Linked DNA regions of Homo sapiens: region 2 is linked to region 1. Evidence: chromatin loops called from intact Hi-C (ENCODE). Cell type or tissue: B cell. All regions are shown on one strand. Each heading gives the region's core, and the rest is flanking DNA. Links, peaks and the distances in the headings are about the cores only.

Evidence for each region. Peaks named below come from ENCODE experiments on the same cell type or tissue, not always from the same donor. Only the 100,000 strongest peaks of a DNase experiment are listed, where the experiment ranks them.
Region 2: it touches region 1 in a loop (10-fold over the local background); 39 of 110 quality-filtered maps call a loop at or near these places.

Annotation. Positions count from the first base shown.
Region 1 is chr10:95,178,672-95,190,186 of GRCh38, forward strand. All of the region lies in intron 3 of LOC107984257 (a long non-coding RNA gene), which reads right to left. It also overlaps the pseudogene PAWRP1. Among named protein-coding and RNA genes, the nearest start is that of ACSM6, 9.8 kb to the right of the region's middle. RefSeq lists silencers at 4,663-4,962, 5,153-5,482, 5,503-5,552. In B cell, for the core only: CTCF peaks have their summits at 5,087 (motif pointing right) and 5,290; a DNase peak (open chromatin) is centred at 5,140; H3K4me3 peaks cover 1,416 bases; H3K27ac peaks cover 1,188 bases.
Region 2 is chr10:95,230,744-95,241,643 of GRCh38, forward strand. PDLIM1 (PDZ and LIM domain 1) reads right to left here. Exons shown (of 7, transcript NM_020992.4): 6 at 7,825-7,942; 7 at 6,829-7,368. The coding sequence ends at 7,182. Among named protein-coding and RNA genes, the nearest start is that of ACSM6, 42 kb to the left of the region's middle. RefSeq lists enhancers at 1-415, 289-583, 416-985, 10,471-10,900. In B cell, for the core only: no CTCF peak of the experiment used is centred there; a DNase peak (open chromatin) is centred at 5,718; H3K27ac peaks cover 991 bases.

The sequences.
Region 1 (11,515 bases), core at 1,701-9,700:
TATAAAACTCATTGCTTATGGCATTCCAGCTAAAAATTTTTAAAAATAAGTCTTAAAGGGCTTTTAAGTTAATGGCTTTACAAGTTACAATGGCTCCATGGTGAGCAACAACCTAGATACCTTTATAAATACACATTTAGATTTGTCTTACAATTATGTACAGTGATAAAACACTTAACTTACTTAAAAATTAATAATCTAAAAGAAAAGGAACTAGGTAAGTGTTTACAAAAGTTAGGCTCTTAGATCAAACAGGTCAAAATCTTAAGCTCAGAGCAATAATATGTTATCTCTGTCCAGCAAAAAAAATGTTTGCTTTTGTTGCCACACAGAAGCCAAAATGTAAAAGCGGAGAGAAAAAAGAAACTACTAAAATTCTTTTGCCCACATTTGCTAACCAAGCAAACTAAATCAGCAAACAAAAGATAGACTGGTTACTAATTCAATGCTACTTGGAGATTTTGTTCTTTCTTACACTATTCCACCAGTCCTAGTTAAAATGTACACATTGACAATTTAACCATAAATTTATTAGAAACTGAACAAAGGCAGAGAAAAGGGTGAAAGGCTTTTTTTTTTTTTTTTTTTTTTTTACTCAAACTGCTGTGAAAACTGCTTTACCCAAAATCCACAGCCTTCACCAGATTATCTATTAGGGCAAATAAAGTTTAGCCTCTATATGTAAACAGGTCCCAATTTTGTCAGAAATATAATTTGGGTCCAAATGTTTTATCAGCCAGTGAGTTTGTATTACTATCTCACAACCAAAATTCTAAAATAAAAGCGATGAGATTTTTATTTTTTGTGTGTATACATATGTGTTTAGATGTGTTCATATAGAAGCACATGTATCATGTTACATATTATGTCTACATGGTGAAATCTGGCATAGTCAGCCAGAAATTCCTTAAAGATAAATGAGTACTCATATAAAGTACAAAATATATAATAATTACCAAATGCCTTTTAGTTCACATGACTTAAATAAATCTTTTTATTATTATTTTATTTTTATTATTTGATTTTATTTATTTACTGAAGCTCATTTTTAAATTATTGGTAAAAATAAAAATGTCTTTAGAATTGTCAGCATATATTTCTGCCTGGGTTTACTGGTTACTTTAATATTTGTCTCCGATAGATATTTTAAGGTGTCAGGGTTTCACATGAAGGTTATACAACTGTAAGCCCAGGCTAAAACAAAGTGATTTTTGTATAATTATTTGATAAGCAAAACTAACTTAATACTGTTGCTTTAATAAAAACAGCTGTATCTTCTGAGTTGTTGGGAACATGCTCCTACATTTAACTTCAAGGTCCTTAATCAGGTGAACATTGATATTCACAAGCTGTAAAAATGATTAACAGGGAAATAACTTGAAATGAGATCGAGTTTTGTCTAATATCCCAGTTCTCACTGGTAATCCAGGTAAATGTTAGAAAATTAAATGTAAATGAGAAAAATGTCTATAAAGTTTTCATGTAACTTGATGTCTTAAAGTTACATTAAATAATAGATACTAATTAAATGTGTAGGTCATTTCCAAATAAGATTTTAAAGTTATGTTCTAGGGGACCAGGGGCCATGGCTCACACTGTGGGCCGGGGCTCACATCTGTAATCTCAGTACTTTGGAAGGCCAAGTTGGGTGGATCGCTTGAGCTCAGGAGTTCGAGACCAGGCTGGGCAACATAGCAAAACCCAGTCTCCACAAAAAAATACAAAAATTAACCAGATCTGGTTGCATACGCCTGTAGTCCCAGCTACTCGAGAGGCTGAAATCGAAGAATTACTAGAGCCCAGAAAGCAAAGGTTACAGTGAACTGAGACTGTGCCACTGCACTCCAGCACAGGTGACAGAGCCAGACCCTGTCTCAAAAAAGAAAAAAAAAAAAAGTGTGTGTGTGTATTATATATATATATATATTAGGGAATATGTTTGTAAAAATTATAAAATGGTTCTTATCTATAAAATACTGATAGGTGACAGACAATTTAAAATTTCTTACTTTCAGCTAGGCATGGTGGTTCACAATTATTTTTATTACAAAAATAAAATTTCTGTAATCTCAGCACTTTGGGAGGCTGAGGCGGGCAGATCATCTGAGGTCAGGAGTTCCAGACCAGCCTGGCCAACATGGCAAAGCCCCATCTTTACCAAAAATACAAAAAATTAGCCAGGTGTGGTGGCGCATGCCCATAATCCCAGCTACTTGGGAGGCCGAGGTGGGAGAATCACTTGAACCCGGGAGGCGGAGGTTGCAGTGAGCCAAGATCATGCCACTGCACTCCAGCCTCGGCAACAGAGTGAGATTCCGTCTTAAAAAATTAAGGAAATTTTCACTAAAATTTAAGGTTACTAAGAGTTAAAATTTTTAATTAGTACATATAATTCTATATATACAATGTGCCAAAAAATAAGGCGTTCTTGGTGAGAAAAAAATTATTAGAAAGTCATAAAAAATACATTTTATTGAGAAAAAGAATATTTTTATCGAATTTGGGGATCATTTAAAAGTTGTTTCACAGTAGCTAGAAAAGAACTAGTAAGTAGGAGACAGATGTAAAGAAAGTTATGGATATTAAGATGTAATTTTGGTAACAGAAGTCTTTCTAAAGATTGAAATTTGACATTAAAATACATTAATACAAAACAACAAAATAAGTTGGTCCCCTATGTTAGAATGACAGTTTGCTTACTGATTTGCTCTTAGTAAAATTTTAAGAGGTTTTATTTTTAATTCTAAAATCTTATTTAATAGAAGATTTAAACTAGTTCTAATTCTTCCTGAGATCTAACTAACTTCCCTAGTTTCAGATTGGAAATGCGGTGTCTTTCTTTCAGAATGGCCATTTCATTTCTAGAGGTAACATTTTTCTTTTTCAAACTTCTCAGATTTATATCCGAAATTCAACTTTCTCTGTACCACATTGCAGGTCATAAACCACTGCCTTCTGTTTTCTCCCCCTTTAAAAAGGTGTATCTTTTTGCATGGCCACAATGGTAACAGTGGTAGCTCTGTCTTTCAACATTTTTGTCAACTCCTGTAACATTTTTTCTCTGGTTCTAGTTCTGCTGTTATGGCCTGACACTGAAATGGTTAGCATGAAGGTCTGGAAAACCAATGTTTTCCTCCAACATAACTTGAATCTGTACTTTTGGCTTTTCTTCCTATGTCTAAATTGTTGTTCCATGTAACCAGGAAACTTCCCATGCTGTTACTAACAGCCATGTATTCCCTGGCTCATGGTACTAATTTCCTTGTTTACATTCCTCTAAAATACAGTGTACACTCATATCCCCGTACATACTCTTCCTGTGTCTGATTAAATTCAAGTACCCTTTTTGATTACTCAGGAAAACTAAGCTTTAAAAGGGTTCGAGTTTTCATATCCACATAACTTTCTGTATAGCTTTTAAGTCTCTGGTTAAATGACTATTCTTTTAACAGTGACCTGTGATTCTGTTTTGATCAAATGTTTTCAATCTTTGACAGGTTTCCCCAGAGTCAAAAATCCTAAATTAAGTCTTAAAATTAACTTCGGGACTGTTCAGCTGGGTCCCTGGAGAGTCTAAAGAATGGATCTCTCACCTTGTAGAGATATTAAATTATTAGATTTGGTAGACTGTATGAGCGGGCATTGTCAAATGTTGTGATACTGCATGGGAGAGCATTGTCAAATTATGTGATATTAGATCCCACTTCAGTTACATTTATAGGTATGTTATTGACACGCATGTTCCAAAAATTATATAAACTTATAAAAATTTAATGATTCATAATTTTGATTGTTACGCTAAATATTTGCTAAAGTTACATTTGTATAAATATGTTATTAATGCATTCTGAAGATTGTATGAAATTTATAAAAGCCTGGTGGTCCTGATGTGATGCTGTCAGTCATGATTCTGGTTATTGTCTTAACATGCTGCACGTAAGAGAAGTAACTAAATTTCCTTGTCAATTGGGAACTTTCATCAGATTTTCATCATAGCTATTCTGTTTCCATCATCCACAGTTCTGCTTTGAATTCGAAAAATATTTGCGATCAGCGATAGTCCAAATTTGCTTTTCATGGAAAAAACTCTTAACAGGTCCTCTTGAACACAGGTTTCTGATAACTTTCAGATCAATAAACTACCCCAGCCTTTACCACTATGCAATATAGGCATGTAAGAAACTTGTACTTATACCCTTTAAATATATTAAAACAAATGTTTTAAAAAAATAAACTAAACACAAATTCCTAGAACTCTAATAAACTTAAGGGTTCAAAAAACTGCTAAGCAAGATCAAGCAAAACAAAAAATCTATGAAATTAAGATAATATTTTTATAACTTTTATTTAAAACACTGTTGGTTGTATTCTAGATTTAAGAAAGGTTTCTCACAGATGTTATCTATAATTTACATCAGTTTGGTAAAGCACACTTGTAAACAAAGGTGGAAGCATTTGGTTTTTCTCCCTACTTGATCCCTCCAAAATTTGGAAACTATTCACAAATATTCTAATTTTCGTTTACATATCGGCTCTTTATAAGCAGGATAAAATCGGAAATATTGGTTATATTATCAAGGCTTTGACTGAAACATCATATTTAAGAATATGCATAAAATGCCCGGATTCAAGAGTTTCCAGCCTTACAGTGAGGGGAGAAAAATGTCACTTCCTGGCGGACCTGACAACCTTAGAACTTTTCGGGGAGAAGCTTGGCAGGGAGGGGACCTGGCAGCTGCTCCTGGGCAGGAACCAGAGGGCAAAGTCCGTGGCGACCCTCGGGCCTGGCGGGGACCTTACGCTTCCCGGCGTCTTTCCCTCTGCCCCGCCGGCTGCTGAGGGAGCGGCGGCCGCCCTGCGCCTGGAGGTCGTTCCCTCGCCTCCTCCGGGCCGCGGGTAGCGAGAGGCGGCGGCGGCCGGAGCCGGTGTGGGCGGCCTGAGGCGAAAGCCCGGCCGGCCCCTAGGGGAATGAAACAACCACCGGCTACCAGAGCAACAACGGCCTCCGCGGCTGCACCGCCGACTTCCCGGAGGAGCGAAGGCGCCCCGCAAAAACACGCCGCAGAGCGGAACCCGGGCCCCGCCGCCCCAGCAGGGGGCAGCAGCGACGCAGACAGGAAGCCCAGGTCCTGGGCGCTGGACACCTCGGCGGCCTCCGCGACCAATGAGCGCCACACCAACCTCCAGGCGGCGCTCCCACCGCACCTGCCGCCGCCGCCGCCCCGGGGCGAGAACTGCGCCGTCGGCCCTGCCACGCTGACCCGTGGGGCCCCGGCCGCCGCCCCAGGGTGACGAGGAGGAGCAGGACGGGGCCCCAGAGAAGGGCAAGAGCTCAGAGCTCGGGCTCCAGTGCCAGGAAAAGGCCAGGAGCAGAAGATGGAGAGATGGAGAAGCAGCAGGTGCGGAGAAGCGGCGCTCCACGGGCTGGGTCAGCATCCGCTGGCGGATCTTAGATGACTTTGAAGATGAGGAAGCAGGGCAGAAAGAGCGGAAACGAGAAGGTGCAATGACACAACGGAACCCAATGCAGAATCCAGCCCCAGGACTCAAACGCTGGCTTTAATTCCAACTCACACCCCGTGCCCCTAATCAGAGAGGATCAGGGGAGATGGAGGACCCAAGGAACCCTGGCACCTGAAGGGTGGGAATCTGAGGCCAAGACTGATTGTGGGAAATTGTGGGAATCAGGAAAGGAGGAAGTGAGGCAGAATGGGGGGACGGCGGGGGTGGGGGGATGGCGGGGAGCTGGGCTAGGAAGGATTAAAAATCAGAAGCTCAGAGGCGAGTAGATCATCTGACGTCAGGAGTTCGAGACCAGTCTGGCCAACATGGCAAAGCCCCGTCTCTAAATAAAATACAAAAAAATAGCCGGGCGTGGTGGCGCGCGCCTGTAATCCTAGCTACTAGGGTGTGCTGAGGCAGGAGAATTGCTTGAACCCGGGAGGCGGAGGTTGCAGTGAGCCGAGATGGTGCCACTGCACTCCTGCCTGGGCGACAGAGCAAGCCTTGTCTCAATAAATAAATAAATAGTTAGAACCTTAGGAAGGATCCAGAGGGGAACTGTCCTTAGGAAGGTGCATGCTGGGGATGAAGGAATTGGTTTTAAGACTCAGGAAGTGAGGGCAAGGGAGAGACGAGTGTTGGGGGTGCAGTGGGGTGCTAATGCAGCAGCCAAGCAGAAGACTGGAGGAAAACAGAGCCCTTCTCCTCCAACTCCAGCTGCTCCTCTGAGTCCCAGGCCACCTGCTCCTGTGTCTGCCAACCTACTGACATGTCTCCCAGCCCTGCTGGAATGCTGTTCCTCCTGATCTCTGCCCTGCCCCAGACCTTTCACTAACCCCACCACCCCCACTGTCCAGGTCCTACCACCCCACTGCCCCGACCATAGCCTGCCCCTATCCCAGATGCCTCTCCTTCCAGCCTCTTGCCCTAGGTGACACAAAGGGGACCTGGACATGCAGGTGAAGAGGGTGTTCTTCTGGGTCCTCCTGCTCAAGTATCCCGCTCATGCAGTTATGAGTGTGAGTAAATGTTGGATATGACACAGATTCTATTTCTCAAGCTGTTTCACACTGTGGTTTACCTAACAGTGTTTTTGTGGAATCATCTATGGGGATTTGGTCCTCCCTGCAGACCTCAGTGCAGATTTCTTGAGCAGCCTACAGGGGCTCTGGCCCCACCTGTCCACACCAAGTTCTGGGTCCTGCATGCCCTGCTTGGCCCAAATACAGCAAGGTTGACAGGATGGAAAGCTGAAAATGGTGACTTATAATATCGAAAAGTAAGGATTTCACGGCCCAGTGAAACAGAATGGAGAACCCAGAAATAAATCCTTGCATTTACAACCAACTCATTTTTGACCAAGGCACCAGGAACATACCTTGGGAAACAGATGGTCTCTTCAATAAATGGTACTGGGAAAATGAGACACGTGAAGAATAAAACTAGACTTCTATGCCTCATCATATATAAAAATCAAATCAAAATGAATTAAAAACTTACATGTAGGAAACTATGAAACTACTAGAAGAAAACATAGGGGAAATACTTTAGAACACTGGTCTAGGCAAAGATTTCCTGAGTAAGACCTCAAAAGCACGGGTAACGAATGCAAAAATTGATAAATAGAATTACATCAAGCTAAAAAGCTTCTTCACATCAATAAAAATAAAAATAAAGTGAAGAGACAACCCACAGAATGGGAGAAAAATTTTCCAAACTATTCATCCAACAAGGGATCACTAACAAGAATACGTAAGAACTCAAAAACAAAAATTCCAAATAATCCAATTTAAAAATGGGCAAAAGATTTCAATAGACATTTCCCAAGAGAAGATACACAAATGGCCAACAGTTATATGCAAACATGTTTAACATCACTAATCATCAGATAAATCCAAATCAAAACCACAATAAAATATAATTTAACCTCAATTAAAATGGCAATTGTCAAAAACTCAGAAAATAACAAATGCTGAAAAGGACACAGAGAAATGGGAGCGCTCAAACACTCTTCGTAGGAACATAAAATAGTTTATCCACTATGGAAAACTGCATGGAGGTTCCTCAAAGAACTAAAAATAGAACTATCATATGATTCAGCAATCCCACTGCTGGGTATATGCCTACAAGAAAGAAAATCAGTATGTCGAAGAGACATCTGCACTCCCAGTTTATTGCAGCACTATTCACAACAGCCAAAATATGAAATCAACCTAAGTATCAACGGATGAACGGATAAAGTGTGGTACATATATATGAAAAAAAAAGGATTTGTGAATATACTAAAAGCCATTGAATTGTATGCCTGAAATGGGGAAGTTGTATGCTATATGAGTTCTATTTCAATAAAGTTGTTTTTTAAAACATAAGGAATCTTATTTAATAATCATCATGGGCATTCTTGGAAGCCCTCTGCAAGATCCTGTTTCAAGTTCTGCAAGTTTGGGGTCCAACCTGTGTGAACCTTGTTTCCCTATGAGTACATTATTTATGTTTGTGAAAGCTTGACAGCTCCAAGAACACTAATACTTAATCGTTGGTTTTAGCACTAGTCTGTGTAACCAAATACCACCTGTACCCCCTATAACTTACGGAAAAAAAGTGAAATGTCTTTTGCACTCTGTTATTTCGAGTTTGTTGATTTTTAGCAACATCTGGGTCATCCCTTTTCTTCTTCTCTGGCAGGCTGCCCCTAGGGATTCCCTGTTCAGCCAGTTTGATGAGAGCCCTAAGAAACCCATCAGATACCAAAATAAATGGCTATATTCTGCTGGAATGTTTGTAGTGGGGGAATCACATATGACCAGGAGGTGAATTATTATTGTCATTTCCTTTGTGAAATGTGTCACTTGTCATCTCTTGATTTACCCAAGGCAGGGAGAGAGAAAGAGAAAAAGGGAGTTGATCAGACACTTCCCATTAAGATAAGTATTAATAAATTTCTTCTGATCACCATGGCCCAGATACCTATGGAGGGATCTGGAAAGGTCCAGTGTTCAGGAACAACCCTATCATTTAGGCAGTGTTAGGCCAATTGAATACTTCCAATCAAAAGAACCTATTCTGTTTCCTTTGAGTCTTTTAAAAGGGCAAATGTCTTGAAAACGTTTATTCTTAGAGTTTTGGGGGTTTTGTTGTTGGTTGTTGTTGTTGCTTCTATCTTGGCTGCATTTTTCATAGGTCATCTAACCTCTCTTTTCCTAGCATCTTTGAGCATTTGGATAAATTAAGCTGTCTTGCATTTCCCACCTCCACCCTTGCTCATGGCCGCATTCGCCTCTCAAAATTCCCCTGAGCCTTCTGAGGACTTTTTTTTTAACTTTTATTTTAGATACAGGGAGTACATGTGCAGGTTTGTTACATGGGTATACTGCAATTAAGTAGTGAGCATAGTACTCAGTAGGTCGTTTTTCAACCCACGCTCCTCTCCCTCCTTCCCCACTCTAGTACACTGTGTCTACTGTTCCCATGTTTATGTCAATGGATGCTCTATGTTTAGCTCCCACTTATAAGTGAGAAAGTGCGGTATTAGGTTTTTCTATTCCTGTATTAATTTGCTTAGGATTATGACTGAGACCAACTCTTATCCTTCACGCTGTTAAGTAGCTCTGATCTTCAAGATTAGCCAGAAGGAATCTGTACACTCTGCAAGTGTTTCAGTGGCACTTTGTTTATACTGCTTATGGGGCATTTGAGTTCATTGCCTTAAATTGCAGGTAATTTGTTATAAATTTGCCTCCTCTAGAAAGTCACAGGTTTTGTAAGGGAAAGAACTGGGTCTTGTCTGTTGACCTATCCTATAGGATATTTCCGTATTGGCAGCAGCTCATATTTCCATGTATTTTGTGCATCACTTGAGCAGAATTTGTCCCACTGAAATAATACCTACATGTCTTTTTAAATCAAATTAGTAATTCCTTGCTGAGGTTGATCTATATCAGTACAGTTAAACACTGGATAAGGGGTTCAACATAAAGATTACTTCCAATGTTGACAGTCTAAGATTCTGTAAAATTATTTGTGAGGGTGCAAGAAATGTGAAACTACCACATGTATAAGAATGTATAAGAATGGAGTGTACCACATGTGGTAGAATGTGTAGTACGTGGTAGAATGTATGGCACACTGTTTGACACTACACTATGTGGTATATCATAAAAATGTGACACTACCACATGTAAAGAATGCTATGACCTGTGGTCTCAAAGGTTAAAAAGGTTTATATCTCACCCTTCTTCATATATTTTTTATTTCTTTCCCTTTCCATATTCTCTTATTTAAGTTTTTTCATAGAGAAAAGTATATTTTCTCTCCGTCTCCCCTCTCATTTTCAAGCCTGATACCTTAGGAAATTTTAAATTCTCTCTTCTTAGCTTTCAAATTAATTGTTTGTGTATCTTCGCTCTGCTGTACTTTTCAGTTTCTCAGAGTTCAGACAACCACCATGAGACCTGCAGCTTTTGTGGCCCTGTTGGATCTAATCTAGGTAGGAGAGTCCACTATGGTTATCTGTGTCCAGACAGTTGCCAGATGGAACCAGAGTGACCATGACTGGGAATGCTTTCCCAAGTAGTGACAAAATGGCCTTTGTCCTTCTTGTCCATTTGATCCCCATCTTTAATCATTGTGCTCAGAGCTACTGCTCCCATTCAGAAAGTGGCTGCTCAAGGACAGCATATTTTTCCCAAAAGTACACACTTTACATGCCTTAGCAGTGAGTGCTGAAGATAAGTGTTTTAAGAGTTCAGAGAGGTTTTATATGCAAGAAACTAATGCTTGAATGTGGATCAGTATACATTATGAGTTTACTGTCTCCTAAAATACCTGTAAAATCTAGTCTTTGTAAAACAGTATGTTTGTCTTTTTTCTGATGATAATATGTTCCAGAAATTTTATATCTTTTTTCATAAGAATTTTATAGCTGCTATTAATTGGTTTAGATGCAATACTATGAAACATGAAGGTGAATTCTTAGTGGTGATTATTTGGGATTGTGTTTCTAATAAGCTTCTATTTTCAGAGTTTTAATCGTATAATATACAAAAATCCTCTAGTATGAAGTCTTTTATATACTTAAAAATCTTACATTATGTGCCTTGTTTCAAAATGAAAGTGAATGTTGAACAAAAACTGAAATGGTATTAGAAGCATGGATTAATGGAATAATCCCAGTACAACTATAATAATGGCCACCTGTTTTTTTGTTACATCTATAATGTATTTCTATATTATTTTTTCAATATAAAATTTTGATCATTATTTGCATTTTTAAAATTTTTCCATTCTTTCATACTGGTTGGATGTATATTGGGATATTTCCCAAAGGATTTAACCCAGACAATTCATGTATGTTCAAAAGAAAACCTAGGCCCTCTTTTTGTTTCCCATCAAGTTACTAACATGAACACTAATTTATGTTTGAAATCAAAGCAAACTTGTAAAATAACCTTTTAGTAAAGACCTCAGTGAGTAAGACAACTGTATAATCTCAATTTTAAAACTTCAATGTACACATTCCTTCTATTAAGAAAGAAAGAAATCCTTTCTATCAAAAAAAAGCAATAGCATATATTTAGTAGTCAGTGGGCTTTTTTGCATACTGTTAGCGGTACCGTGAATTCTCACAGGCATCCTAAAAGGCAACTGAATAATAAAATATATCTTCGAAGGCTTTAAAATATTCATATCCTTTTTTCAGTATAGTTTCATCTCTGGCAATCTACCCTAGCAAAATAACCAGTTGTGCATTCAAAGAACTTATAGGAGGACATTATTTATTATTGTGAAAGTATACAATAATCTAAATTATACGTAGTAGGAGAATTATTAAATTATTTTACACCCTTAAGGTGGACTATTAGGCAGTTCTTAAAATTCACATGTTTCAAAGACATTTTAGGATACAGACACTAATCTTGAGCTAATGTCAGATAAAAGAAAGCAGAAACCAGGAGTTTCTATATAGTATAATTAAAAGTATATATGCTCTGCCCGTAGAGTGAAAAACTGCTAC
Region 2 (10,900 bases), core at 1,627-9,626, 52 kb after region 1:
CTGTTGCCCTATTTCCCGCGTAGAAACAACTGCTGGTGGCGCCGCCGGCTGAAGAGTGCAGAACTGTGGCCCTGAGCCAAGCTGGGGCAAATATGGGAGACGCGGGATGGGAGAGAGTGGGGAGAGAGGACGCTATGAGGATTCTTGGAGGGAGGGACCAGAGCAGAGGTGGTGAGTGGCAGGAGGAGGCAAATGTCCCCGCAACCAGGAAGTTCATCGGGTTGAAGTTTCCTCTGCCGTCGCCTCCTGCTCGCCAGCAGAGCTGAGCCTGGTGTGCTGCCTTTCTGGAAAGCCTGCCACCACCACCCTCGGCGTGGGATGCCGGCCCGCGAGGAACCTCGGGGACACACAAATGGCCGCACCTGAATCTGGCTGCCATTGTGACTCTGCCGCGCACGCGCAGCTCCATCCCCTTTGAGGCGCGCATGTGCTCGCCAAGGGGGCGCTTCTGTCAGGCCTCTGAGCCCAAGCCAAGCCATCGCATCCCCTGTGACTTGCACGTAAAAGCCCAGATGGCCTGAAGTAACTGAAGAATCACAAAAGAAGTGAATATGCCCTGCCCCACCTTAACTGATGACATTCCACCACAAAAGAAGTGTAAATGGCCGGTCCTTGCCTTAACTGATGACATTACCTTGTGAAAGTCCTTTTCCTGGCTCATCCTGGCTCAAAAAGCACCCCTACTGAGCACCTTGCGATCCCCACTCCTGCCCACCAGAGAACCAACCCCCTTTGATTGTAATTTTCCTTTACCTACCCAAATCCTGTAAAATGGCCCCACCCTTATCTCCCTTCGCTGACTCTCTTTTCGGACTCAGCCCGCCTGCACCCAGGTGAAATAAACAGCCATGTTGCTCACACAAAGCCTGTTTGGTGGTCTCTTCACATGGACGCGCATGAAAGCTTCCTCCAAAAGGAAAGCCAGAGGCACGCAGGCCTAGGTTGCCTCGCCGCCCCCTGCGCCTTTTCCTGCAGACTGGTGCATAGTATTTTTAAAAATATTGCGAGGACAACGTCTTCTCTGCGAGCCTGGGGAAGAGGCGAAACCACGGGAAGAGTTGAGATGTATCCAGTTAACCAGGTAGAAATTGTACCTCCAGGACTCATCAAGGCTAAATATAAAAGTTGCGTGGTTTTTTTGTTTTTGCTTTTTGAGACTGAGTCTCGCTTTTGTCGCCCAGGCTGGAGTGTAATGGCGCAATATCAGCTCACTGCAACCTCCACCTCCTGGGTTCAAGTAATTCCCCTGCCTTGGCTGGGATTACAAGCGCCCGCCACCACGCCCGGCTTTTTTTTTTTTTTTTTTTTTTTAAGTAGAGACAGGGTTTGCCCATGTTGGCCAGGCTGGTCTCGAACTCCTGACCTCAGGTGATCCGCCTGCCTCGGCCTCCCAAAGTGCTGGGATTACAGGCGTGAGCCGCTGCACCTGGCCAAAAGTTGTGTGTGTTTATCAGGGACAACCCCTGTGCTTTGAGTTCTACCTGAGCTGTGAATCTCCTGTTATTACTAATTTGTCTACAGATGAGTAAACTGAGGTTCAGAGAGATTACATGACTTATCCATGTCATACAGTGATCAAGAAGTGGAGCCAGGATTTGAACCCATGAAGTCCCACTCCAGATTCCTTCGTATAAGTTTACACGGAAAAAAATTTTTAGATAAGATGTCTAGGTGCCTTCTTTCCTGCCTGCTTTAAAAAAAAAAATCAGCTGGAAGAATTTTTTAATTGTTTTTGTTTTCATAATTGATAATCGTGTGGGGAGCACTAATTCCCCAAGTGGGTCACAAGGAGTTATCCTGAGCAGGAATGCTCTTACTGTCCCCCTTGCTCCTGTACTCATACCGTCTACCTCTTGGGGACACAGCACTAAGTAAATTTCACCGATTGAGTGTTCCTATGTTCTAGAAAATGGCACTCTACACTCACAAGGGGTCGTATATAAGCTGGCATTTCAACTATGTCTTCAACAGGCCATACCATCACCCTTTTATGCTGGCCATTTCTGGGTGGTGCAGATTGTGATAGATCCACTGGACTCCATGGTCATGTGCCCACTGCTGTGCCTCCTTTGCAGTAAAATGGGTCCTTGGTCCCACAAGGCCATGAGGGATCCTGCGCTAGTGGATCTAAAGATCTTTGTGTCCTCAGAAAGTGTTGTGTTTGAGGCCCTGTGGACAGCAAAGGCAAACCCAATATACCTATATGGGTCTATTCCTGACTGAATAAATAAATCACTGCACTTTCCAAAATGGAAGGGATCCAAGCTAGTCAGCTTGCCACCAAGTGGCTTAGCTGGTGTCTTCAAAAGATAGCACTGTTCAGTTGGTCATTCTTGCTGGAAGGTTGAACATTTGGCAGCCAATAGCTAGATTGGCCTTGAAATAGAAGCCCATCTTACTGCAACCACGTAGAGCCTCTGACAATCATGGATACCCCACCCACGCACCCATTACGCCAACACAGGGGTGCCCAACAACAGGCTGGCTCATGTCCATTGGTTAATTCATTTTGTCAACCTGGTCACTTACTGTCTCTTCCATGGTTTATTCTAATGAGGGTTAACAGAGGTCTATCCACATTCCTCTACTCCAGACCTCCTTGTCCTGATCTTCTCATCTTTACCCTCTGATCAGCCAACCACATCATTCACCACTGTCCATAAGTCCAGGCACATTTATACTGAAGCCACTTCTTTTGCCACACAAAGTAGATCATTAGGAATACTACCGGAAGCTCTGCCCAGTGGGAGGACTTCTTTTCTCCTTACAAAGCCAGCTCAAGAAGTACAGCAGTGCAGCCACCATTTCAGCATGCCCTTACATACCTAGCCAACTCATCCATGAATCAAGTCTGGGCTTCCTCTTCCACCATCTGCTGCTCATACGGGATCCCCCATCAGCCATGGGGAATTGCTAAGGGAGGGGCACAGCAGTAGAAAGAATGAGTATCCAGGCTTCCATGCCCCTACAGCTCACATATTTCCTTCAGCCCTGCTCAAGCCTTCCTCTCATCTCATGAGGGATTGCTCTGGAAGATGCCTGACCTTCTGACCTAATGAGAATGAGAGAACCCAAATCATGATGGGCAGTTCTGCCACCTGATGTCCCATGGTCAGGGGCTTTGTCTCTATCCAAGCTGTGGAAGAATGCCAGGAGTTATTTTATGAAAAGCATAAAGTTCTGTACTGCAGATGGCAGTCTTGTTCTAGAACCCAAGGGGCTTGGGTTTTTATTCTCCCACTGGTGTACCATCTTGAAAACTCTGACATCATAGGGTCTCCTAGATCACATGAACCAAGCACAGAGCCACTTCCACTATAGCCTGCACCTGCTGCAGATCACTTTTCTGCTCTGGGCCAGATCAAAGCTGGCAGCCTTGAAGGGAAACAGAAATCCAAGATGTCTTTGTTTTAAGGTGTGTTTAAAGTTGTGTTGTCCAATACAGTAGCCACTACCCCCATGTGTCTACTGAGCACTTGAAATGTGGCTTGTGACAAATGTTGAAATGATAATACTTTGGATATATAGTATTATATAAAATGTATTATTGGCCGGGCACGGTGGCTCACACCTGTAATGTCAGCACTCTGGGAGGCTGAGGTGGGCTGATCGCTTGAGCCCAGGAGCTCAAGATCACCCTGGACAACATAGCAAAACCCCACCTCTATTAAAAAATATAAAAATTAGCCAGGCACGGCGACTTGTGCCTGTAGTCCCAACTACTCAGGGGACTGAGGTGGGAAGATCACTTGAGACCAGGAGGTCGAGGAAGCCATGATTGTGCCACTGCACTCCAGCCTGGGTGACAGAGCAAGACCTTGTCTCAAAAAATATAAAAAAGAAAGTATTACTGGCCGGGCGTGGTGGCTCACACTTGTAATCCCAGCACTTTGGGAGGCCGAGGTGAGTGGATCACAAGGTCAGGAGTTCGAGACCAGCCTGGCCAACACAGTGAAACCCCTTCTCTACTAAAAATACAAAAATTAGCTAGGCATGGTGGTGCGCGCCTGTAATCCCAGCTACTTGGGAGACTGAGGCAGGCGAATGGCTTGAACCTGGGAGGTGGAGGTTGCAGTGAGCCAAGATTGTGCCACTGCACTCCAGCCTGGACGACAGAGCTAGACTCTGTCTCAAAAAAAAAAAAAGGTATTATTACAATTAATTTTACCTGCTTTTTTTGTCTTTTCACATTGCTACTAGAGAATTTTAAATTACATTCATGCGTTGCATCATACTTCTATTGGACAGCGATGAAGCAGCAATCACCCATTTACAGATTTACCAAGCTTGTGGACTATCTGCCACTAGCAAGGTACTGAGCTGAGTGCCGAGGAGAAAAGGCTGAAAAAGACAAAGGATCAGCTCTCATGCAAGGCTTCTTTCCTTTCACGAGATGAGTGATTAGTGTCTTGTGTGATGCATGCCAAGAAGGTGTCCCCTGGGTATGGAAGCATAGGAGAGTGGCATCCAAGTCATGCTGGGCAGTCAGGAAGCCTGTCTGGAGGAGGAGGTGGCTCAATCTCGAAAGACAACAGAAATTTATTAAATGTTAAAAGTAATCAAGGGGTGCAGGAAGAGCATACCAAGTCAGAGAAAACAGCTTGATCACAGTCTGCATGACTCTGGCTGAGTTTTTCCTCTTCAAGAAATTTTCTGAAAGCTTAGTAATTAAAGATGGCTACAGAGTTAGACTGTTCCTTCCAATCTTTTCATTTTAGAGGAAGCATGAAAGAGAAACAATCAGATAAATATGGTAGGCATGAAGCACAAAAAATAGGCCAAATCTCAAATTGCTCTCAGCAGTAATTTTTTTTTTTTTTTTTTTTTTTTTTTTTGAGACGTAGTCTCACTCTGTCACCCAGGCTGGAGTGCAGTGACACAATCTCAGCTCACTGCAACCTCTACCTCCCAGGTTCAAGTGATTCTCCTGCCTCAGCCTCCAGAGTAGCTGGAACTGCAGGCATGCACCACTATGCCCAGCGAACTTTTGTATTTTTAGTAGAGACAGGGTTTCACCATGTTGGCCAGGCTGGTCTGAAACTCCTTACCTCAAGTGATCCACCCACTTCAGCCTCCCAAAGTGCTGGGATTACAGGCATGGGCCACCACGCCCGGCAGAGCAGTAAATATTTGTATGTGCCAAATACTGGGGGCAAAAGGGAAGGGCTTCTTTGCCACATAACACAACTGGCACTTAGGGGTGGTAATGCTGACATTCTGTTTCATTCAGTCAGGAAATGAACTCCTCATACAGGCTATATTGAATAGTAATAATGGTCACCTGAAGCTGTTGGTGTTTGGCCTCCCCTGGAAGCAAGATATCTGTATGAAAGACCCACACCTAAGAAGTAATACTGACAAATGTCAGACATTTGATTGGCACATTATCTGAGGAGAGGGATTAGAGAAAGTTCTAAGTATCCATGACTCATCTATTCCTTACAATCAAAATCCAAATCATGACTGTTAATGTCTTTGTAAATGAGTCAGACCTGCTGTGGTTCAGAGACTTTTCATTTTATGTTGATTTCTAAGAATTGCATAGTTTAAGCCACCTTGACTTTTATAAGCGTAGAAACAGATGGGGTTTAAAGTAAGAACTCATTAACTGCCAAAAAATAAAAAAAAGAAATCGAGAGCTTTAACATGACATGATTTTCTGCCTGAACAGTTTCAGTTCTGCTTGTTGTGGCACTACAACAGCTCACGTGCATGAACTGTCCATCGTACATTCTGGCTTCAGAGTCTGTGGTATGAAATCCTGGTACTGATTACAATTCTTACTATTAGAGTATGTACCATGTTAGTGCATTCATAATGAAAGGTCATGAACTATTACCAAGGGTGGTGAGCACTGCTCAAGAATAGATGGTTGCTCCTTTGGAGGAAAGAGGGTTGCTTGGAGTACCCTGTCCGCCTCTCATAACAATCACTTAGTCTCAGTGTCTGGAGGGATGGGGGCACCACTGAGCCCATGAGGGATTAGTCACCAGGAGATAAACTGTGGTGACCTCAGATCTTGACTCAGGACTCGTTCTTAGCAGCCAGGGTCCTCAGTCTCCTCTGTGAGGAGGACACAGTGGCCATGTCCTGGGCTCTCTGCTGCTGCTGGACACTTTCCTGAGGTTGCTGCCCTTCATGAAGGGGAGCAGCTGTGATGTCAGCAACCAGCCTGAAGAGGGACTTACTAGGGAATGTTTCCAAGCCAACTGCTAATGCTCCCACCTATTATTTGGGAAGCATTCATTTCCTCAGATAAGCCTCAGAACAGCCCAATGCAAAGAAAACTTGATTTCATTAAAACAGAGCTAGGGGCCGGGCGCGGTGGCTCACGACTGTAATCCCAGCACTTTGGGAGGCCAAGGCGGGCGGATCACGAGGTCAGGAGATCAAGACCATGCTGGCTAATGTGGTGAAACCCCGTCTCTACTAAAAATACAAAAAAATTAGCCGGGCGTGGTGGCAGGTGCCTGTAATCCCAGCTACTCCGGAAGCTGAGGCAGGAGGATGGCGTGAACCCAGGAGGTGGAGCTTGCAGTGAGCCGAGATAGCGCCACTGCACTTCAGCCTGGGCGACATAGCGAGACTCCGTCTCCAAAAACAAAAAAAAAACAGAGCTAGGTATCTTATATTAGCTTTACAGAAAGAGGATTTCAAGCAAGCTTCGAAGAAATGTAAGAACAGAGCTTGTTAAGATGCAAGTTGCGGGGGAAAGGCCAGTAAATCTGAGAGAAACAAGAAACCCAAAACAAGAAGACAGGCCTCAGAAATCTCATCAGGCTTGAGTAGGAAATGGGACACATAATCAGATAACAGACACCACACTGCTTTGTAGTCTATACATTTATTGAGTAAAAACAAAATCAGTGTCAGACACGTTATATTTGATTGGGTTCAAATTTGGCTGATGTCCAAATGCAGCAGAGAAGAACGGTGGGGCGAAGGGACACAGTGTTGCTGACAAGGTGACACTGAACAAAACAGTTTTCCTTTAATTGTAAAAGCGGGCATCGCACAGCTGGTGTGAGTCAATTAACCAAGGCAGGGAGGGGACTCAATGTTTTACAAGCAGAGGGAAAACCAAAGTAAGCAGAGAACTTTCAAGAGAGGAGAGGGCCAGAACACTGAGAGAAAAAGCTGCAGCAGAGGCCTGCTGGAGAACAGTGGTCAGATCTGCTGGCTCACTTGGGGAACACAGTGACCACTTCATAACCCTCAGGTGGTGTGACTCGCTCCCGGGCATGCTTCTCACAGTAGATTTGATCCTCCACAAAGAAATGGCCCTTCTGTTTCAGGTTGGTGCCACAGTCAGTGCACACATAACACTCAGGGTGGCGGTGACGGTCCCGCAGCTTCACAAACACACCACTACAGAAGCAAGGGAGGGAAGGGACTCCATCAGTGACAAGCACCTGCAGGTGGCACCTGAGCAGGTGGCACCATCCTTCCTGAGCAGGGGCCTGGGGCTTCTCCCCAGGAACCCATCACAGGGGAAACCAGGGCCTCCCAACTGGCCTCCAATCATAAGGGACTTGCTTCTCCTTCCCAGGGTCCAGAGACATTTTTCCAAAAACCCCTCCTACTTCAACAGGGCAGCCCTGATTTTTCTCATTTTACATGTTCATAACCTAAGGGCTCCGCAGTGAAGGAAAACCTTCACAACCTGGCTCTGGGACACAGGACCTTTCTGGCCTCTCTGTTGCATTTTTCCAGGAGGGATTTGTCTCCCTCACAAGCAAAATGTGCAACATCCAGCACTTTCCACATTTTCATGGTTTACCCAACCTGCAGGGTCTGCAAAGGCTGTGGGAAGCAGATACTCACACAATCCCAGTGCCACATTTGTCACACATAGGCAACTTCTGAGCATTTCCAATCGACGCAGCCACTTTAGTGACAGGAGCTTTAACACTTCTGAATCCTGAGGGCTTGTTGGGATCCCCTGAAATGAGGAAAACACTGTCATTGGCCAGGAAGGGCAGAATTGCATAAGTATCACTCAGCTCTTCAGAACCACTTATAAATATATGTTCAAGCAAGGCCATGGGAACTGGAGTGACTCTGCTCTGTGATCCTGGGCAAGTAACTTAGCCTCTCTGGTCCCCAGTTTATTTTTCTATAAAATAGGAGATTAACACCTGGCCAAAGAAAAGCCCAAAAAGCCAAGACAATCCTAAGCAAAAACAATAAAGCTGGAAGCATCATGCCACCCAAATTCAAACTATATTACAAGGCTACAGTAATCAAAACGACATGGTACTGGTAGAAGAACAGAGAACAGAGAACCCAGAAACGAGACCACACACCCACAACCATCTGATCTTTGACAAACCTGACAAAAACAAGCAATGAAGAAAGGATTCCCTATTTAATAAATGGTGCTGGGAGACCTGGCTAGCCATATGCAGAAAATTGAAACTGGATCCCTTCTTTACACCATATATAAAAATCAGCTCAAGATGGATTAAAGACTTAAATGTAAAGCCCAAAACTATAAAAACACTACAAGAAAATCTAGGCAATACCATTCAGGACATGGGCATGGGCAAAGATTTCATGATGAAAACCCGAAAAGCAATTGTAACAAAAGCAAAAATTGACAAATGGGATCTAATTAAACTAAAGAGCTTCTGCACAGCAAAAGAAACTATCATCAAAATGAAGAGACAACCCACAGAATGCGAGAAAATTTTTGCAATCTATCCATCTGACAAAGGTCTAATATCCAGCATCTGCAAGGAACTTAAAACAAATTTACAAGAAAAAAATAAGCCGGGCACAGTAGCTCACTTCTGTAATCCCAACACTTTGGGAGGCCGAGGTGGGTGGATCACCTGAGGTCAGGAATTTGAGAATAGCCTGGCCAACATAGCCAAACCCCCTCTCTACTAAAATTACAAAAATTAGCCAGGTGTGGTGGCATGCACCTATAGTTCCAGCTACTCAGGAGGCTGAGGCAAGAGAATCACTTGAACCCAGGAGGCGGAGGTTGCAATGGGCTGAGATTGTGCCACTGCACTCCAGCCTGGGCAACAGAGCGAGACTCCATCTCAATAAAAGAAAAAAATAACCCCATTAAAAAGTGGGCAAAGAACATGAACAGACAGTTTTCAAAAGACATACATGCGGCCAACAAACATGAAAAAAAGCTCGACATCACTGATCATTAGAGAAATACAAATCAAAACCACAATGAGATACCGACTCACGCCAGTCTGAATGGCTATTATTAAAAAGTAAAAAAACAACAGATGCTGGCAAGGTTGTGGAGAAAAAAGAACGCTTTCACACTGTTGGGATGTAAATTAGTTCAAACATTGTGGAAGACAGTGTGGTGAGTCCTCAAAGACCTAGAAGCACAAATACCATTCAGCCCAGCAATCCCATTACTGGATGTATACCCAAAGGAATATAAATCATTCTATCATGAAAATACATGCACTCTTACGTTCATCACAGCACTCACTATTCATGATAGCAAAGACATGGAATCAACCTAAATTCCCATCAATGATAGACTGGATAAAGAAAATGTGGTACGTATACACCAGGGAATACTATGCAGCCATAAAAAGGAACGAGATCTTGTCCTTTGCAGGGACATGGATGGAACTGGAAGCCATTACCCTCAGCAAACTAATGCAGGAACACAAAACCAAATACCACATATTCTCACTTGTAAGTGGGAGCTGAATGATGAGAACAGATGGACACATGGTGGAGGGACAAGACACACTAGGGCCTGTCAGATGGTGGGGAGTGGGGGAAGGAGAACATCTGGAAGAATGGCTGATGGATGCTGGGCTTAATATCTAGGTGATGGGATGATCTGTGCAGCAAACCACCATGGCACGTCATTACCTATGTAACAAACCTGTGCATCCTACACATGTACCCCTGAACTTAAATGTTGGAAATTTAAAAATAAATAAAGTTCTTAGAAAAGAAATCCACATCACAGATAGAACAAAACCATCAGAATACAGCATGCTACAGCAGGCAGATAACAATCATCTCCTACAGAGCAGAGGAAGGAGCCTTTCTGTAGTCAGCCTGGTGCGTGTAAAATAAGCCCCTAGTAGCTAGATGCTGAGCTGCCTAAGGCCCCACTCATCACATCTTAGGTAACAAAGCCCTGTACCATGGTAGCTATTAATAATGGTAAAAATCACCTGGAGGCCTTGTTAACACACAGATTGCTGGGCCCCACCCCCAGAGTTTCTGAGCCAGAAGGCCCAGGATGGGGCCTAAGACTGCATTTCCAACAAGTTCCCAGGCGCCACTGATCCAAGAACCACTGGACAAGAGCAAAGAAACAGCTTCCTGTGCCAGGTGAGGGGATGAAGAGAGGGTCACCCCATGACTGCAGTCACGTCGGGCAATCGCGGGGCTGACAGACAAGGGCCTTAGCTCTCTTGTTCTTTCAGAAAGTGAGTCCCTGTATGCTGACCAATCCTTCCGAACCAAAAATTGAGACACATGTTCACACAATGGACATTTATTAATTGTTTATTTTTACTGATTAGAGATAGCATCTCGCTATGTTGTGTCTCAAAGTCCTGCCCTCCAGCGATCCTCCCACCAGAGCTTCTCCAGTAGCCACTGTGCCTGGCAACAAGGGGCATTTAGAATACATGGTTGACTGTATTTTGACCACAATTACCCCGCCCCTCTCTTGCCATGCTTACCTCCAGTCAGTGGTTCCCTACTGGGGGCAGTTTTGTCTCCTAGAGAGCAGTTTCGATTGTCACAGTGAAAGGGGATGCCACTGGCGTCTAGTGGGCAGAGGTCAGGGATGCTGCTGAACATCCCAAAATACACAGGGCAGCCCCACAACAAGGACTCATATGGCCCAAAATGTCAATAGCACCAAGGCTGAGAAACCCTGCTCTCGATGGAG